2 separate regions of the Homo sapiens genome follow, and region 2 is linked to region 1. A link is a loop called in an ENCODE intact Hi-C map of the cell type or tissue named here. Cell type or tissue: GM12878. All regions are shown on one strand. Links, peaks and the distances in the headings refer to the core of each region. The heading gives the core; the rest is flanking DNA.

Region 1 (9,914 bases), core at 1,366-9,365:
TAATTAGTCAAACTAAGTATACATAATTGTATAACCTAGCAATTCTATCCCAGGTATGTACACCAGATAAATTCTCACACAGATCCAGAGGGGGCCACGTACAAGGTTGTGAACTGCAATTTAATTTCTGGTGGCAAGGAGCAGGAGGCACCCTGGCTGTCCCTCACTGAGAAAGCAGGTGGATACAAAGTGATGGATGTGACCACCCTGCAGTTAGAGACCATGAATTAGATGTTTGTGTAGAAACACGGAGGGGCCATACAACATAGTGGAGGTGGAAGAAGAAATAGAATTAGTTATAATCCAGTATCATTGCTGTAAATCTGAAATACACACACATGCACAAAATATCATCATATCCATTTTGCACATAAAAATATACACATTAAACACATTTATTTAGAATGATGTGGGAGGGGGGCAATGAAAGACAGAAATGGGGGTTAAGGGGAATAAATAAGCACAATAGAGGAACCTCCATGGACCACTGATGACATTGCGCCATGAACCAAAGAGTGTTATTAACTCAAGCCTCTGTTCCTGAGAGCCAGAGTAAACAAAACAAAACAAATGTGCTCCGTTGAAACTTTCAAGCTTCCTCCAAAGGGGCCTGTCAAATTGGGGATATCCTACCTGCCCTCAGTTATCCCCTCTTAGGTCCTGAAAAATGCTAAACCTGGCCTAGACCACTGAAAGGGTTGATGACGTTTCTGTGTTTCCTCTCTATCCTGTTGGGGTATTATCCATGATATTGTGATTTTCAATATGTTATATTAACCTCTATATGGTATACATCTCTTGCCACCTACTTATATTTAGGGTTCATGATTCTAAGTCCCACATATGTGGGTGTCCATGACAAAATTCCAATCTTAGATGATACTTTTTGCTGTTCTCTCTTTTTCTAATAGCAAATAATTTTCATGATAGTAAACAGCAAATCGAATAGCAAAACTTAAATGCCCATCACTAAGAGACTGGTTAAATAATTATGATACATCCTTACAATAGACTATGCAGCCACAAAAACAAATGAAGAAGGTTTTAAGGCACCAATATAGAATTAACTTGTAGACATAGAAGTAAGTGAAAAAAAAGAGCGTGGAAAATCATGGGGATAATATGCTACAATTTACAAGCTTGTATATCTCAAGCATCTCTGAAAGAATATATAAGAAACTAATATTGGTTGCCCTAAAGGAAGAGACCCAGGTGACTCTGGACAGAGATAGAAGGAGATTTTCTGTACGTTTATACCTTTTGAACTTTTGGATTATGTGACTGCATGAACTGTTTTAAATTAATATGTAAAAATCAATAAATTTGGGAAAGGGGTTAGGGAGATGTTGGTCAAAATAAACAAGAAAAGATAAAAGAGGAGGACCAAATTAAAAATATAAAATAAAATCTACCAATAAAATTTATAAATTTATAATAGTCAAGGATTAAAAGTTTTCAGAATATTATATCATATATATGTAGATACAGAATAAGCAAACAGATTAAAATGATTATAACTATGCCCGCTATTGGTAGGTATAAAGTGATGCTGAATTTTAACAACTTAATTTAAAATCTTTAATTTTAAAAATTAATTTAAAATTAAATAATTTAAAATTTTAAAAGGTTTACAGTAGGTTTAAAAGTGGTGCTGAATTTTAAAAATAACCATGTATGTCAGAACTTATACACCATGTAAAGAATAACCTGTTTAAGGTCACCTTAAGAGGTAATACACTTACTTAAATGTAGCTGCTACTGCTGAACCTATTCTGGATTTCTCTAATATAGGGTTTTAAAATTTGGGGTCCATGGAGTCTGTGGATAAGATTCAGAGGCCTGTAAATCTGGGCAGGAAAAATTATATCTTTCTTTGTACTAACCTCTTTATGAAAGTTAAAGTTTCCTGGCCAGGCGCGGTAGCTCAAGCCTGTAATCCCAGCACTTTGGGAGGCCGAGGCAGGCGGATCACAAGGGCAGGAGATTAAGACCATCCTGGCTAACATGGTGAAACCCCGTCTCCACTAAAAATACAAAAAATTAGCCGGGCGTGGTGGCGGGTGCCTGTAGTCCCAGCTACTCAGGAGGCTGAGGCAGGAGAATGGCATGAACCCAGGAGGTGGAGCTTGCAGTGAGCCGAGATTGTGCCACTGCACTCCAGCCTGGGCGACAGAGCAAGACTCCGTCTCAAAAAAAAAAAAAAAAAGGAAAAATAGAAAGTTAAAGTTTCCTTTAATTATGAAAGCAATAGTAATACCTAAATTTTTGTTACCAGTGAAAATTCTGAGTCTAATTTAATTCTGTTATTTTCATAACACATTTTAGTTTTTGCAGATATCTGTAAATATCATTCCCAGGTTGATATTAGACATTTTTAGATCTTCTTATTTAATATGTTATTAAAGAAGAAAATATGTTACTATGTCACAATTTTTAACATTTTGATAACTGTATTCAATATAATTGGCTCTTTATAATTCTATATATTTTCTTTTATACTTATAAAAATGATGATTCTGAGACAGAGTCCAGGGGCCTTACCAGAGTGCATAAGCTTCCCAAAGCACAGAAAGTTAGACCTCCACACCTCCACAAATAGATCTAATTTCAGGGCAAGAAAAGCAGTGATGATGCTTTATGACCATATGTTCTTTTTGACAAAAAAGCAGTCTTTAACAGTTTTGGCTAATTGCAAAAAGCCAATGCATTCTCAAAGGAAAAAGATATGCCAACACTGAAGATACTTTTGAGAAAATTCCATCATCAAAGAAGATGGTTTTTGTTTTTTACAGACCCAGTCTTTCTCTGTCATCCAGGTTGGGGTGCATTATTGGAGTGATCATGGCTTACTGCAGCCTCAAACTCCTGGGCTCAATTGATCCTCTGGCCTCAGCCTCCTGAGTAACTGAGGCTACATGTATGCACCACCGTGCCTGGCTAATTTTTTATTTTTTATTTATTATTTTTTTTTGTGTGGGGATGAGGTCTATGTTGACCAGGCTGGTTTCAAACTCCTGGGCTCAAGCGATCCTGCTGCCTTGGCCTCCCAAAGTGCTGGGAATTACAGGTGTGAGCCACAGTGCCTGGCTAAGATGGAGTTTTATATACAGAATTATCAGGCCTTCTTTCATATCTCATCCTCAATATGCAAATAACTAATTCATTTAGCAAATATTTATTGAACGTCCATTATGTATGAGGCACTATTGTAAGTATTGGAATAAGTGCAGTGAACAGGTCAGATATGGTAACTGCCTGGATGGAGTTTATGTTATAATGGAAGCAAATAGACACAAGAAATATGATCGCATCAGGTATTTATAAGTGTTATGGTGAAAATAATGCAGAGTAATCTAATCTAGGGAGTGAGAGGGTGACTAGGGTCACCCATGTGGTGGCTAGGTGCCTGGGTCTGGCGTTGCACTTCTTCCATTCAAATCCTGGCTCCATGCACCTCTGGCTCTATGGCCTTGTCCAGTTGTGCACTCTCTAAATCCCAGTTTTGTTACCTGTAAAATGGACATATTAACATTACCTACTTTAAAGAGGTGTTTTAAAGAAAATGGCTACTCCTAACATCTCCCCAAGAACCAAGCACAGAATTTTGGAAGTTTTAATATATTTTCTTAAAGAAGTCTCTTTCTCAGCATTGTAAGACAATTAACTAGATTCAAGTCTCAGAGTTGTTAAGTTATTTTATCTTAAGGCATCCAACGGCACAGATTGACATTAAAGTGAAAGAAGAACTAGCTTCATCATTGCCATTGTTCTTTACCATAGCCCATGGGAACACAGGACCCGGCTGACTGAGAAAAGTGAATGAGGGGAATTATATCAGAAATGACAGAGAAGGATGGGCAGGATTTCTGGCAGGCACAGGTATTTCTAAGTAAGAAATGGTGTGGTTAGGAGAGAATACTCTCAAGAAGGGGAGAGATGGATTCTGCGGCAAAGGGAGGTTCCTTCATTCAGTGTTTATGGAGAGAATAAAGGCGCTGGCCCCTCCAGTGAGGATATGGAGTAAACGAGACAATCAAGTCCATCACTCCTGGAGCCTGCATTCTAGTGTGGAAGACAGACAGCAAATGATACATCAACATTAAGAAATTCATGAGTAAATAAAGATAATTTCAGGCAATAATAATTACTCTGAAGAACATAAACAGGGACCTATGATAGAAAAGGGGTGTAAAGGAGTTTGGAGGATTTAAGCTGAGTGAGCAATCTCATCTCTATTTTGATAAGGTCACTGTGGATTCTGTGTGGATAACACATTGGATGTGGATAAGAACAGGAGCAGAGAGACCTCCAATAGCAGGAGGCTGCTCTAGGGGTCCTTGCAAGGGATGCTGGCAGCTTGGACCCGAGTGGTGGGATGCAGATGGAAGAGGCAGGTGGACAGATGAGACAGCTGAAGCAGGAAAAGCAGGCACAAAGGCTAACACAACACAATGTAACAGAACGGGAGTTTAGAACGGAAGGAACACTCCAGAGTCATTCTGGTCCAATTCTGCAGATGAGGAAACCACATCCCAGGAGGCCGAGGCGGCTTGCCCCGCATCTCAGAAGCCGGGCAGGCCCTGAGCCTTCTGACCTCACATCCTCTGCCACACCACAGTGGAGAAACCAGAACTGGAGGAGCAGCCAGAATGCAGAGAAGAAAAAAGAGGTGAGGGAGCGAGGAGGAGGGAGAACAGAGAGAGAGGGAAAGAGGCAGCGAAGGGGCAGAGAAAATGAAAGAAAATGCTGGTGGAATGAGAGGGAAACCACAACAGGTGAAAACAGGGATGGCGGAAGGCAGGGGAGAGGAGTGAGACGGCCCTTGTTGCTGGGATTATTTAGGGCGGATAGTTTCCAGTTGAGGTTCGGTTTCATAGCCCATTGCCTGGCTGCCTGCAGCTGTCAGGGCACCAGAGGCAGCAGTTGGAGCAGCTGCCTGCACCACCTGAGCCACAAGGACAACGGCAAGGGAAGTGCAGATGGGCAGGAAGTCCCTCTGGGTCGGAGCCAGGGTAGCCAAGATCACATTGTTCTTGCCCACCGCGTGGGATGCTCAGGCTTCCCAAGGCAGCCCAGAGACCAGACCCGTCCTTTATCCTTAGCATGGCCACCATCATCACCATCATCGCCATGCTCCCACTTCTTAGGATCATGTGCCGGGGGCTTTGCATGCATTTCTCTCTTTCATCCTCACAGAAGCACTTGAGGGGGGTATAGCTTTCCCCAGTTTACAGATAAAGACACGATGGCTTCATTCCTTAACTCACTAACCTCATTTCAGAGCCAGGAAATGGCAGAAAGGCCCTGCTGTCGTGTTTTTTGTTTGTTTGTTTGTTTTTTTGTCTTGTTTTCTCCTCTTGAAGAGGACACACGGAGCCCTGGGTTGACGTTATAGGAGGTGTTGGTGCCGTGCACTGAAGGGATCTGCTGTTTTCTCCTTCCTGCAACTGGAGGTCACTCAGCCTGGACTGATGAGGCCGGGGAAGCCTGTGCTCTGTCTGGTCCACACAGCCCCCTCAGCCACCCCAGGGAATGCTCAGATCCAGTTGCACAGGTAGCCCACAGAATACAAACAGAACTTTCTTTTAGAATTTTTATGCTGTTTTATTGTTTCATACAGACAACTACCGACCTTCCCTTTTTTCCTTCAAGGCCCCTTTCAAATGTCACCTCTTCTATGAAGGTTTTATTTCTTTCCAGGCAAAATAAACCACTCCCTTTTTGGTGCCCTCATAGTTTTACATTTTGGCCTAAAGCACTTGTTCGCCTCCTCCATCAGAGCATGGGATTCTTGAGGGAAGGAACTGTGTTTTAATCATTTCTGTATCCTTGGCATCTAGCACAGTGCTTGGCACAGTAAAAGCTGTCAATAAATGTTAGCTGAACTGAAAAGTAAAAAATGGAAAGGGCATTTGTTGGGGCCAGCATAAGTCAACTGTTTCCATCCTTGTTTCCTTAACTCAGAAACTCAAATGAAGAAAGACATTGTCAGTCTCATGAGCAGTCCATATTTTTTTTTATTGGTGAGAGATAAAGTAAATGGCATGTGGATTTCCTTTGGAAGAATAACAAATAAAATTCTTTTGTAAGGATGTGAATTATAAAATTAACTTTTTTTATCTCCAGATTGTCATTTTGCAAGGAAAAAAATATAAGTAATAAATATGAACATACCTTTTTTATTTCAGACTTTTGCTCCATAGGCAATAGAAATGAGATGGCCAATTACAGTATTGAAGCAGAAGTACAGATATAACTCAGTGCAGAGGCAAATATGGCACATGATATTTTCATATTTTTATGTGTTACTATGAGTAACACTATTGCAAATTCATTTTATTTATGATTTGGTCTTTGTAGCTCCAATTTCATTATTAACTGAAATTTCATAGCATCATTCTTACTGACATGCATTGAAGATAAAAATGTTCTATATTTTCCTCATCTATCCTTGTCTTTTTCTTTATTAAAAATGTAGCCATTGGCAAAATAAAAGAACTAGCAATAAGCATACTGAAATCACAACTGAGACACATGACAATAATCTATAACCATGACACCTGTCCAGGCTGCATCCAGCCAAATATGGATCCAAAAAAAGGAATACTCATATTTGTTACTTATATTTTTTTCCTTGCAAAATAACAATTTGGAGATAACAAAAAGTTAATTTTATAACTCATATCCTTATAAAATACTTTTATTTGTTATTCTTTGTCTCTCGTCAATAGAAAAAAATATGGACCGCTCATGAAATTGACAATGTCTTTCTTTATTTGAGTTTTTGAGTTAAGGAATAAGGATGGAAACAGTTGACTTACACTGGCCCCAACAAATGCTCTTTCCATTTTTTGCGTTTCAGTTCATAGTAGGAGCTCACTCAGGACTTAGCTGTCAGAGAGAGGACAGTCTGAGGCCTATGTGCACTTCCCAGCACAACATCTCACATCCTCCTCATTTTTTATCACTCAAGATATTGAAAAACTAATATGCAAGGATGCTGTCATTATAGGGGTAATCTTCAATCGTCTCTAATTATATTTAAAATTATGTCATAAACTTCAGAAAGTAACCAGTATTAGTGTATACCTTATTATTAGCATAATCCAAGCTGGCCTCACCTACAAATAGAGTCATAATTATAAAAATTTTATCTTTTAGTCTCCTACTTTCTCAAAATGGAATTTGTCCCCACTAAAAGTTATCCTTCAAAGTAGTGCTTCACCTGTGCCCACAAATACCTGTGGCTATTGCACAAATATTGTGTGGCTTCTACCAGGTTTTCTTCCTGACCTAGCTCTCATTTGTTGATATTTGTTATCCCGTCAAACCTTTCTGTTGCTCAGCTTTGCAGCATGGATGGTGCAAAAATGCAAATGTTGCTCTGTCTGATACTGTTCCCAAAGCTGGCAAATTGTAGGATGTCACCATGGGGCAAGCTCCATGAATGAAGGGATTAGGGGTGAAGAGAAGAGAGAACTGACCTTTCTAACAAAGTTCAGAGACCTAAATTACTGAACTTTTCCCTAATTCTGTATTAGTTTCCTATTGTTGCTATACTGAATTACCACAAATTTAGTAGTTTAAATCTGCACAATTCATTATCTTACAGTTAAGAGGACAGAAATCCAATCAGGGCCTTATTTGGCTATAGTCAAGGTGTCAGTGGGGCTGTGGTTTTAGCTGAAGGCTCTTAGGGAGAATCCTTTTCCTTTCCTTTTCCAACTTACAGATTTACCTGCATTCCATTGCTCATGGTCCCATCTTCCGTCTTTAAAGCTAACAATGTTGCAGCTCTCTAACCTTTTTTCAAAGTAATGTATCCCTTTAACTTTCCTGTTTTGCTTCCCTCTTCTACTTTTTACTTTTTCTTTTTTCCTTGTATTTTTTTCTTTTTTTTTTTTGAGATGCAGTCTCGCTCTGTCGCCCAGGCTGGATTTGGAGTGCAGTGGCGCAATCTTGGCTCACTGCAACCTCCACATTTCGGGTTCAAGTGATTCTCCTGCTTCAGCCTCCTAAGTAGCTGGGATTACAGGTGAGCGCCACCATGCCTGGCTAATTTTTGTATTTTTTTTTTTTTTTGAGACGGAGTCTCGCTCTGTCGCCCAGGCCGGACTGCGGACTGCAGTGGCGCAATCTCGGCTCACTGCAAGCTCCGCTTCCCGGGTTCACGCCATTCTCCTGCCTCAGCCTCCCGAGTAGCTGGGACTACAGGCGCCCGCTACCGCACCCGGCTAATTTTTTGTATTTTTAGTAGAGACGGGGTTTCACCTTGTTAGCCAGGATGGTCTCGATCTCCTGACCTCATGATCCACCCGCCTCGGCCTCCCAAAGTGCTGGGATTACAGGCGTGAGCCGCTGTGCCCAGCCCTCTTTTCCACTTTTAAGGGCCCTTTTATTACATTAAGCTTTCTCAGATAACCCAAAAGAATCTCCCTATTTTAAGGTCACCTGATTAGCAATCTAAATTCCATCTGCAAACTTAATTATCCTTTGCCATAGTTCTGAGGATTATGACATGAGCATCTTGGGGGAGAATATTATTCTGCTACCAAGAATATATTTTTTAAATATTCTCATTTCCATAGGTTATTGTGGAGTAGGTGGTGTTTGGTTACATGAGTCAGTTCTTTAGTGGTGATTTCTGAGATTTTGGTGCACTCATCACATGAGCTGTATACATTGCATCCTATTTGTAGTCTTTTATCCCTCACTCCCTTCCCACCCTTTCCCCCTGAGTCCCCAAAGTCCACTGTGTCATTATTATGCCTTTGCGTCCTCACAGCTTAGCTCTCACTTATGAGTGAGAATATATGATATTTGGTTTTCCATTCCTGAGTTACTTCACTTAGAGTAATACTCTCCATTCTCATCCAGGTCACTGTGGATGCCATTAATTAATTCCTTTTTATGGCTGAGTAGTATTCCATTGTATATATATACCACAGTTTCTTTATCCACTCATTGATTAATGGGCATTCGTATTGGTTCCATGATTTTGCACGTGCAAATTATGCTGCTATAAACATGTGTGTGCAAGTATCTTTTTCGCATAATGACTTCTTTTCCTCTGGGTTGATACCCAGTAGTGGGATTGCTGGATCAAATGGTAGCTCTACTTTTAGTTCTTTAAAGAATCTTCACACTGTTTTCCATAATGGTTGTACAAGTTTACATTCCCACCAGCAGTGTAAAAGTGTTCCCCGTTCACTGCATCCATGCCAGCATCTACTGTGCTTTGATTTTTTGATTATAGCCATTCTTGCAGAGTAAGATGGTATTGCACTGTGGTTTTGATTTGCATTTCCTTGATCATTAGTGATGCTCAGTGTTTTTTCATATGTTTGTTGGCCATTTGTATATCTTCTTCTGAGAATTGTCTATTCATGTCCTTAGCCCACTTTTTGATGGGATTTTTTTCTTCCTTGCTGATTTGTTTGAGTTTGTTGTAGATTCTGGATATTAGTCCTTAGTCCTTTGTCACATGTATAGATTGTGAAGATTTTTTTCTCACTCTGTCAGTCATCTGTTTACTCTGCTGTTTCTTTTGCTGCGTAAAAGCTCTTTAGTTTAATTAAGTCCCAGCTATTTATCTTTGTTTTTATTGCCTTTGCTTTTGGGTTCTTGGCCATGAAATCCTTGCCTAAGCCAATGTCTAGAAGGGTTTTCCCAATGTTCTCTTCTAGAATTTTTATAGTTTCAGGTCTTAGATTTGAGTCCTTAATCCATCTTGAGTTGATTTTTGTATATGGTGAGAGATGGGGATCCAGTTTCATTCTCCTACACGTGGCTAGCCAATTATCCCACCACCATTTGTTGACAAGGGTGTCCTTTCCCCACTTTATGTTTTTGTTTGCTCTGTCAAATATCAGTTGGCTGTAAGTATTTGGGTTTATTTCTGGTTCTCTATTCTG
Region 2 (9,914 bases), core at 894-8,893, 110 kb before region 1:
GCATCCAGGTCTTTTTCATGCCTCCAGGGATTGCTGCCCCTACAGTGAGACCTCCCATGGAAAATGCTGCTTTTTGAGGGTCCTTGCTTTAGGGAATTCCATTCTCAACAAAGAGAGGAGACAGAGACAGGGCACTGCCAGTGGAAAGCAATTGGAAGAAGAGGCTTAGTGACAAAGAACTTGGTCACACTCTAGTTTCATGACAAGTGCCAAAACATTTTGAACATAAGTTCTCAGTTTAAAAAACTCATTTGTCTTTAACTTAAATCATAGCTCTTTAAAGGAAATGTAATGAAATAAACACATTTTTCTAACTAACTGAAAGCGTGTGGTATGCAAACAATAGATATTCTTGTGTCTTCATTTTTATTTTATATTTTGCCTCTAGTTCTGGGAGTGCTCCAGGAATAACAATGGAAAAACAAAACATACATCAATTTGAACCTCATGTTTGGCCAGGGTCTAAACAAAAAAAAAAAAAAAAAAAAAAAGAAGCAAGAGATTTGAGCTGAAGTCTAAATTTAGACAAGGAAGCCCTACCATTTCAATATAGAGGTGAAAAGAATTCGCCACTGATAACAATCAGGTTTTTATCCTTCCCACCCCCACAGGGTGTTAACCATAATAGAAAACAAGCTGACAAGTCAGATAGTTAGCCCTACTTTCATTTACTCCTCTCTCACTCTGTGTACCACAAAGGTTGAAAAATGAGCAAACCAGAGAACCTTCTTAGTAATGGTCAAGGAGAGAGCAGCAACTTAGAAGCCTAGGCCTCCGCAGCTTTGGACATGCTGAGAACCCAGCTCCAAGCCTGGAAGTTGTTGAGGATGTTCTCTGAGGACATCTCAGCTCACTGGCTTCACTGTGTGGACTTCTGTGACTGTCGTACAATGGCCTCAGATGTACAACCCATTGGCTCAATCTGGCCTGTAGATACATTTGGCTTTGTTGACTTCCCCCTTCTTCCCCCTCCCCCCTCCCTCCTCCTCCTCCTTTTTAAAATTGCTCCAACATTTTAAAGTTTGAAGGGTAATCTGGGTTTCTGATATTTTTTTTTCTTCAATTGGAAGATCTGGCAATGTTGGGCCTACATTCTAATGTGGTCATACTTGGCAGAATCTAGCTGTGGCTGCCTGTAATAGAATGCAACTCCCACCTGGGCCCTGCACTCACTTAATGTTACCTTGTAGACACTTTTGTTTGCTCCCTCTGTTGAAGGTAGGGCTGGACCAAAATAGGCAGCGTTTTCCACTGTGGCTCAAAACCCCTGTCACGTGAACACAAAAGACTTAGCTGTGGCCAGCTGAAACGACCAAAGTGCACACATACGTTGTTGACTAGATGTCTGCTTTCTGAGCAAGAAAGATTCACTGCTCCCACTAGAAGGCTGAGAGCATAGACTTTAAAACCACTTGAGAATGACGCTCAGGTGAGAATAATTTTTAGTTCAATTAAAAGAAAAGCATTGGTGAGGGATTTGTGATTATCATTTCCTTCTGCATGATTCTTCCCTTTTAAGAAACATTTTTGTTTCCATTCTATCTATTGGGGGCTTTTACAACGAGTATTTGGGAAAAATTTCATGGAAGAGTCAAAGGTTTTGAGAGGACTTTTTTTGTTCTTATAAAATTTAGTCAAGTGCCAGATATTGTATTTTAACTAGATTTCCTGCTCTGAAATAGGCCAGGGAAGTGACCCAGAGCCAGGCATGCAATTGTCATGAGTGAGGAAGAGTTGTATACTTGGGAGTGTGGAGAAAATGATCCCAAACTTTGGAAAGTCTAGTAATAACCCACATTAGGAAATAGCCCCAAACAAATATACTCCTACCCCTGCTGCCTCTCCTCTCTACTCCAATTGTGTTGAATTGTATCTGTAAGCTGTATTATGGGTTTTCTAAAGTGGTTTACGAATAAGCAGAGTAAAGTAGTTCTTTCTATGGTCAGACTCCTAGTTGAAAAACCACCACGTATGATATTTTACAAAGCAAAAGAATCCTTCGCACAAGCTTGGAATCCCCTCTTCTTTATTTGTATTAGTCAATAAAGCAGACAATTCCTGGTTCCCAAAACACAATTCGAACTTTGAGCAGATATGGGCTCAGGCCTTGACCTGTATCTGGGCCAGAGCTACCTGCTTTGATTCTTCATGGAAAGGAAGTCCCTAATGAGCACATTACTTGACAAACAGACAAACAGGCCTTTTTAGTTTTTTTTTTTTTTGGGGGGGGTCGGGGGTGGTGTTGGGAATTATTTGGTAGGTAAAGCTAATCAGAAGACACATCTCCGTTCTTTTTAAACTTCTTGCTGAATTCAGAGTGGCAAGTGGCCAATGATTACTATCGTTTCTATTAGTCATCTAGTTACATGTTTAGGGATAACATATTTTGCTTTTGATAGGAAAAGGTTATCTCTGAAGAAAGTCATGAATGAGCCATCTTGTAGAGAGCAGTATACTGTAAAATTAGAAGAGAACTGTTTTTGTATTAAGGACACATTTGAAAACTCTTTAAAACATTTCCTTAAGCCAACAATAGGCCACAAGATCTCATTCATTCAGTAATCAACAAGGGCCAGGGGATAGCATTCTGGGAAAAGAGAAGCTGAAACGCAAATGTCCTCAAGTGGAGGGCTGAGGAAAGCTTAGAAGTAAACAAAAAGGTAGCCAGAGTAGGTGACATTAGGAGTAGAACAAGATAAAGTCAGAAAGTTAGACAGGGCTCAAGTCATAAGAGGATTTTTCATAGTAGATGGATGCATCCTTTGGGAACTCTAGACCAGTGCTGGCAAACCACAGCCTGCAAACTCAGTCTGGCCTTCTGCCTATTTTTACAAATAAGGTTTTACAGGAATACCTAAATGCTCATTCATTTAGGTATTGTCTATGACTGCTTTTGCACTACAATGGCAGAGTTGTGTGGTTGCAACAGAAACAATATGGCCCACAAAGCTGAACCTATTTGCTATCTGGCCCTTTATAGAAAAGATTTACCAACCAGGTGTGGTGGCTCACACCTGTAATCCCAGCACTTTGGGAGGCCAAGGTGGGTGGATCACCTGAGGTCAGGAGTTCAGGATGAGGCTGGCCAACATGGTGAAACCCCATCTCTACTAAAAATACAAAAATTAGCAGGTGTGGTGGTGCGTGCGTGTAATCCCAACTACTTGGGAGGCTGAGACAGGAGAATCGCTTGAACGAGGGAGGCGGAAGTTGCAGTGAGCCAAGATCGCACCATTGCACTCCAGCCTGGGCAACAAGAGTGAAACTCTGTCTCAAAAAAAAAGGAAAGAAAGAAAAGAAAAGAAAAGGTTTACCAATCATTGTATTAGATCATGCATTCTTGGTGGGTTTTTGGATGTTGCCTTTGGCTTATGGAAAGTTGTCTCTTATGTTAGCTTTGTTTTCTAAAAAGACACTGGATATGATTGCAAGAACAAGAATACCTAAGGCTAAGAGCTGGGCAACCAAGCATGTCTGCCAGAGGATGCCACCTTTTAAAACAATACCATGTGTGTCCCAGGATACTCAAAGAATGAACGTGAGAGGTGGAGGTCAGCCGAGAAGTAGAAACTGAGCAAGTCTGCTCGCTGTTACATGGATTGGTAGTGGTGGAATATGGATGGTTGCTTACATAGTTGTTCATTTGATTTAATGTAAATATCTATTGCTCTTATAAAAGGTTGAGTAATTTACTCCCACATTTGAATAAATGCTCTCAAGGCAATATCTACAACACGTTTGACCTCTCTATTGAGTCATTTTTCCAGACAGCTGTCTCTTGAGCTCGAAGAAACCACAGTTGTTTGAACACGAACTTGTTTCCATTGAGTTTTGCAAGTAGGGGCTTGATTCCATGTTGGGCTTACCTCGGGCTCCCAAACAGGTTCTTCCCAAACATAACTCCCATATTTGCATTCTTCATCTTCCAACTGGCTAGAAACCATAAACTCCTTTAATTGTCTGCTTCAGGGTGTATTATTTTATTATGGAAAAAACTCTCTCACTGGAAAAAAACTATATTTGTTTATTTGGTTTTATTCCACATATAGTTAGAATGCCTAGTACATGGCCTCATGGGAGCTTAAAGCCTGATGCTCAGAAGGCTGAATTAGTTGTTGTGTTAATGTCATTTTTGGTGGCATCTGTGAAATTATTGTGGAGAGAAATGTTAAAGGTCAGGGAAGATGAAACCCAGCAAAGAACACACCAGAAAGAACAGTGTTGAGGATTGAGTCTTGCTGTATTAGATGATTTTATACAATACCTGAGTTTCTATTTTTTTTTAATACGAGCTATTACAGTGACAGAAAAGTGACTGAAGTCCTGTAATATTTGTGGAAGACTGGCCACAACCAAGTCATTTTTATTTTGAGAGTAAGTTACCTGGATTGAAGTGACTTTTGCAAAGCTCAGGTCATGGGTTCAACCTACTAAATGATTAATTACATGATTTCCAGTCTATGGAGATAGGTTATTTTTTTTTAACCTCAGTAGCCATCATTCATATCCTCTTTCATTCATTTACTTGTTCCATATTGAGAACACCTTATATGTGTTAAACACTATATTTGACACTGGGGAAATAAATGAATAAGACATTTATGAAGCACCTGTTATGATCAGTGATTAAGGTCCAGTTCCTACCTTCAAGGATCTCACAATCTAGTGGGGAAATTGGCATCTAAACAAGTAACTATAAACAGTGAGATGAAATTTAAAGAGAATAGGCAGTACTGGCTTTTAGGTAAGAAAATGAACTTGAGTGCCAGATTTTAAACTCAAACTGTGTGACTCTGAATGAGTTATACTGCTTCTATAAGCCTCAGTTTCCTCATTTGAAAAGTGAGGATGCTGCTAGAGTGTATATCACAGAGTGACCATGAATACTAAAGAGATAATACCTCTAAAGTTATGTTGTTAGCATGGTACTTGGTACAAGGTAAGTGTTTAATAACTGTTAGCTATTGTTATGTGTTACAATGGAGACAAGCATTGGCAGACAGCTTTTTGGTTATGCACTTACATGGCTTGGAAACCAAATTCTATCATGTAAGGTTCTGTGACCTTGGGCGAGTTACTTTTAACTTTCCTGTGCCTCAGATTTCTATTTTGTAAAATAGAGATAATACCTATTTCACAGAATTGTTGTAGGACTTAAATGATATAATAGTGGTAAAGCTTTTGGCATAAAGACTGACAAATACGAACTCAATAAATGTCAACTGTATTAACATAACTGCTGCAGCTATGAAAACAAAAAAAGAAAACAATTGATAGGATGAGAAAACACTTTGCAGAGAAGGTGACACTTGCAAACATGTGTCATTGGTTGCCACGGGCATGGGTCAAAACCATCATCCTTTGTGACTGAGCAAACAATTCTGCACCTGTTCTCTGGGTAGTGGTTCCGTGGCATTTTGTTTGTGTGGTTTGGGACAGGACGTTAAATTATGGAAAATTTGAGAGTCATTGCCTCTGTATTTTCATCAGATAGCACAGGGTGTGACAAGTTCAGACTCCAGTCTCCCTCTCTCTGAAAAAAAACAAACTTTCTTGGAATTTTCTTCTCAAGTTACAGAGAACAACTTCAAGAGCATTGAGGTAAGAATTCTACTCCACACTGACCACTAATATCCTCCCTCCCATTCCCCAAAGTTAGGCTCACCCACAAAACTAATTTTAGTCTGTGGATACCTCTATCCACTGGTAGAAATTCTAGGAAATAAGTGTGAAGAAAACAAAAAATGAGCAGGATGACATGAAAAACTTATAGATATTTCTACATTCTCTAGACCCTTATGGCCTGCAAGCAAATAGTTTTCCTTACCATACTTCTTCGTTACTTGGTGTTTAGAATTAACCTCACCATTTTTCCTTTTGGGGGATAACTCTTTCTGTATTCTTAATTTAAGTACTTCAACAGAATTAACCACACTGCAAGTGACTCACTAGTGTAGACACCTGGCCTAGGCCTTATCACACTAGAAAATTGCCTTCTGCTAGCTTTGGTGATTGGCTTAGGGAGAAGAATTGACTCAGGTCTAAGCCTGCAGCTTCCAGGGGCACCATGGTGTACCTCAGAATGAAACAGACTCAGTGGAAGGTAGAGGGGAGAGAAGAAAAGCAAGACATGGTGAAATTACTTAAGTCCTGGAAACCTCCTGAACCCTGGACTTTTCACTTACATGAGCCAATAATTCACCTTTTTTGCTGAAGCTTATTTTGCATTCAGTTTTCTGTCTCTTGCAACCATAGGAATCTTAGTGCACTCAGAGGCAATGTTTATGACCTGCACAAACTGGTGAGAAGCACTTTATTGAGCCACCAATAGATTGGTCCTTCTTGGCTGACCAAACCTTACAGAATACAGCAGAAAAATGTCCAAAACTACTTTGGCAGCCCAAGGGGCAAGTACAAAAGAAGCACCGGAAAGTACCCCACTACCAACTAGAAGCCTGGACCTATGATGGGTCAGTGACTTGCTCTTGTGTTCCTATTTCTACCCTCATAAATTGGGGCATAGGCATGGCAGCCCTCCCAGGGACGAGAAAGGGATAGAGAAAGGCAATCCAGGGACCAGCATGGGTGTTGGCTCAAGCTAGACCCTGTCCCTGGAAAGTAGTCTGTAAATCAGACTTTGCACCCAGAGAACACACCGGTTTTAGAAATCATATGCTGAATTCCTTTGAAAAAATGGACAATTTTCCTTAATTTTTATTCTCAAGACCACACGGGACTATTCCCTTTTAGGTGTTCTGAAAATGAGGAAAAACTGTCTGGTTTTAGGCTTGCTTCAAGGATTAATGTCAGGTTTTACTGTGTTGTTTATCTCAAGTTGTCTTACCCTCAGATTGTTACTCAGCTTTTAGGAGGGTTTTTTGTTTGTTTGTTTGTTTTTTCCTTGGTGGTGGGAGGAACAGCAGCAGGAACGAAAACAGCAGCAGCCAGCCATGTACTGGGCATTACTTTTGTGTATGGCATATGACAAGCATGACACATATCACATGCATTCATATGCATGATCCTTACCACAAGGATAGGTGTGATTATTATCCCACTGTACACATGAGAAAACTGACAGTCGAAGGTGACAGCTAGTGTCTTTGAGAGTCAGGGATTTGATTCCAAAGCCAGTAAATACAACTCCACCATCTTGATGTGTATCTTTAGAAAAGGCAAATGAATATGCCCACCATTTGCTTAGCATAATACAAGCAAATGCAAGAGTTTCAGAAATCTAAATTTTCTACCCTCAGAAAATGCACATTCTAGAAAATGCATCAAGGCTTTATGTGAAAGTCAATTAGAAAAAATTACAAATGGCCTATTATTTAATCTAAATTGTTAAAGGCTATAGAAATTTTAGAAAATAGAACTTTCATGATGGGGTAATGATGGGTACACTGTGGAGGGGGTTGGGGATTTTATATGTTTAGATCATTTGGACTTTTGTTTAAATTTCTCTAATGATTAAAAGCTAACTGAAGATAGACATATCATCTATTTATTTTGCTTTCTACAGCCTTTGTTAGGAGTTTGCATAGGCTAATGCATACAACAAATAATAAATAGACAAATGCTAGCTGGCTCACTGAGATAATTACATACAATTATGAACTCATAGATCCTAAAGGCTATTGACTATAAGAAAAAAAGAGACTTTTAAAAGGCCAAGCAGATAATGGGTGTGAGATTCTGGGATCTATTTTTTTCCCCCCTCTCTTTAAGCGTGAAAGATCTTTGGGATATGACTTCAATCAGTCAGCTTAAAATGAACAAGAGTTGTTCATATACTTTGGGACAGAAAAATATTTAAAAAGTTTTTATTTAGTGATTATGAATTACTTCCACAAGGGGATGCCACCCTCTAAATCTATCTGACTTGTGGCACCAGCCCTGCCAAGCCATCCATCTTTTGACATTGTGAATGATAGCAAAATGATTCTTTTTCAGACTTCAAATGACATTTTAAACACAAAAGGCCAACAAGTACCACAAAAAAAAAAAAAAAAAAAAAAAAAGGAACGTTGTGGGATAAACCTGCAAAAGCAAACACAATGTGGTGGTCAGAGTTAGGCAGTGGATGGCTTAATCTTTTTCTCTGCAGGAAAAGTCAGAATTACTGGAAACTATATGGCTAAGCCCTGCTCTCGAAGCAAATTCCCACTTTGTGACTCAGTGAGCACACCTGTTAAATGGGCCCTTGAGAAGTGCTAGCACAGTGCCTTTCACTTCCATTCCCTCTATCTGACAAGGAGCAGCTTTGTTTCCAGCCGGAATTGAGAGTCTGGGAGAAGTTTATATTGTGGTTCCCAAGCTGTGGAATATGGCTTAAGAGCATGTAGTTGCATAGACTCTTGGGAAACATCTGTGGCTAAGTTAGTGTTTGCTTTGTATATGCAGAAGCTCATTTATGTGTAGGTGTGGTGATTTGGTTACACACACATGGTGCTGTTTAGCTCTTTTTCCATGGGTCTGTGATTATCATTTAAAGATAAGTATTTGAAGGGACAATTTAATGGTTAATGTTTCCTCCCTTTATACTGAGCTCTTAAGAATCTTTGATTTGGCACTTGTATGTTTTCATGTTATGACCTTAAATTAAATGCCAGAAGAATGTTTCAATAGCTGTTCTTTGGCACATAGCTCCTGATCAATGGTTAAGGGATTTGGGTCCATAGGTAGGTGAACTTGGACAAGCCATTTTACCGGTAGGCTCGGTTTCATTCAAATGACAAGGGGGATTGGGAGGGAAGGTTTGAAAAAAATGCCAACCCATCATGTCAGACTTTGAATAAACTGTAAGCTCCATGAGGATAGAGACCATAGCTACATGCACTGGAGGTTGGCAAAGTAAGTCCTGTGGGCCAAGCCATATGGTTTTGTATGATCCGCAAGTAAGAATGCCTTAAAATAGCAACACTTTATATAGGTATATGTAAGTCCTCGCATAATATCATTGATTTTCTCTCTTGGCCTGCAAAGATTAAAATATGTACTATTTGACCCTCTAAAAAAAGTTTGCTGAACTCCTGGTTTAGATCATCATTTTAATTTCAAGGTCTAGCACAATGCCTGATACAGGCATTAGGTTGAACTGAATATTCATTGAGTTATCCAGAATTCATGGTATTGATCATGAGGTGGTGGACACTATCTCACCTAATTTATTTAGAAATGGAAATGGCTGACTTGGTCAGGTGGCTAAAATGGAACCTGCTTAGAGGTTACTTAGATGTCAATGTGTAATGTGTTTGATTTCTGCATTGGTCAGTTACATTCTTTTTGTTCTTTAGCCACCAATATTAGCCAACTTTCTTGTAGTTACAAGCTGTTGATCCCAGCCTGTATTTTGCTGGGGTGCTATTTGTTGGTGGTTGTATCTTGCTACTCAAATAAGGACAGCAGACAGTGTACTTGTTAGAAATGTATAATCTCATGCCTCATCCTGGAACTTTTGAATCAGAATTTGCATTTTAACCATATCCCCAGATGATCTGATGAATGCTGAAGTTGGAGGAGCACTAGTATGGTGGACATTGACGGTGTCTAGCAGTACCCTACTATACTTCCTCCTTTCTAGCACAATACTGACTTTTTTATTGTTCATGTTTTATTCTGTTAGAATCATTATTAATGTCATGTTTTTCAAGGTACAATACTGATTTTTGTAAACATGATCCACACTCTCCAACACAGCTCACATAGCTTGGAACACTGTCCCCAGTTGCAGATGTGGCCTGATTGGCCTGATGGGTTTTTTTTATCCTCTTTTCCAGTCATATATTCAGAAAAGACTAAGTGACTCAACTTGGCCAGTGACAGTGGATCGATGATACGTCAAATAAGTCCTCTAGAAGCCTCTGGCAAAAGGTTTCAGAAGGTTATCATTGTGTGTGAAGGAGGGGCCTAGA

The links. Peaks named below come from ENCODE experiments on the same cell type or tissue, not always from the same donor. Only the 100,000 strongest peaks of a DNase experiment are listed, where the experiment ranks them.
Region 2: it touches region 1 in a loop (2.4-fold over the local background); 11 of 110 quality-filtered maps call a loop at or near these places.

Annotation. Positions count from the first base shown.
Region 1 is chr5:143,807,636-143,817,549 of GRCh38, forward strand. It overlaps HMHB1 (histocompatibility minor HB-1), which reads left to right and starts at 4,526. Exons shown (of 2, transcript NM_021182.3): 1 at 4,526-4,669. The coding sequence starts at 4,633. In GM12878, for the core only: no CTCF peak of the experiment used is centred there; no DNase peak of the experiment used is centred there; H3K4me3 peaks cover 1,025 bases; H3K27ac peaks cover 608 bases.
Region 2 is chr5:143,693,335-143,703,248 of GRCh38, forward strand. No RefSeq gene overlaps it. Among named protein-coding and RNA genes, the nearest start is that of MIR5197, 18 kb to the left of the region's middle. In GM12878, for the core only: no CTCF peak of the experiment used is centred there; no DNase peak of the experiment used is centred there.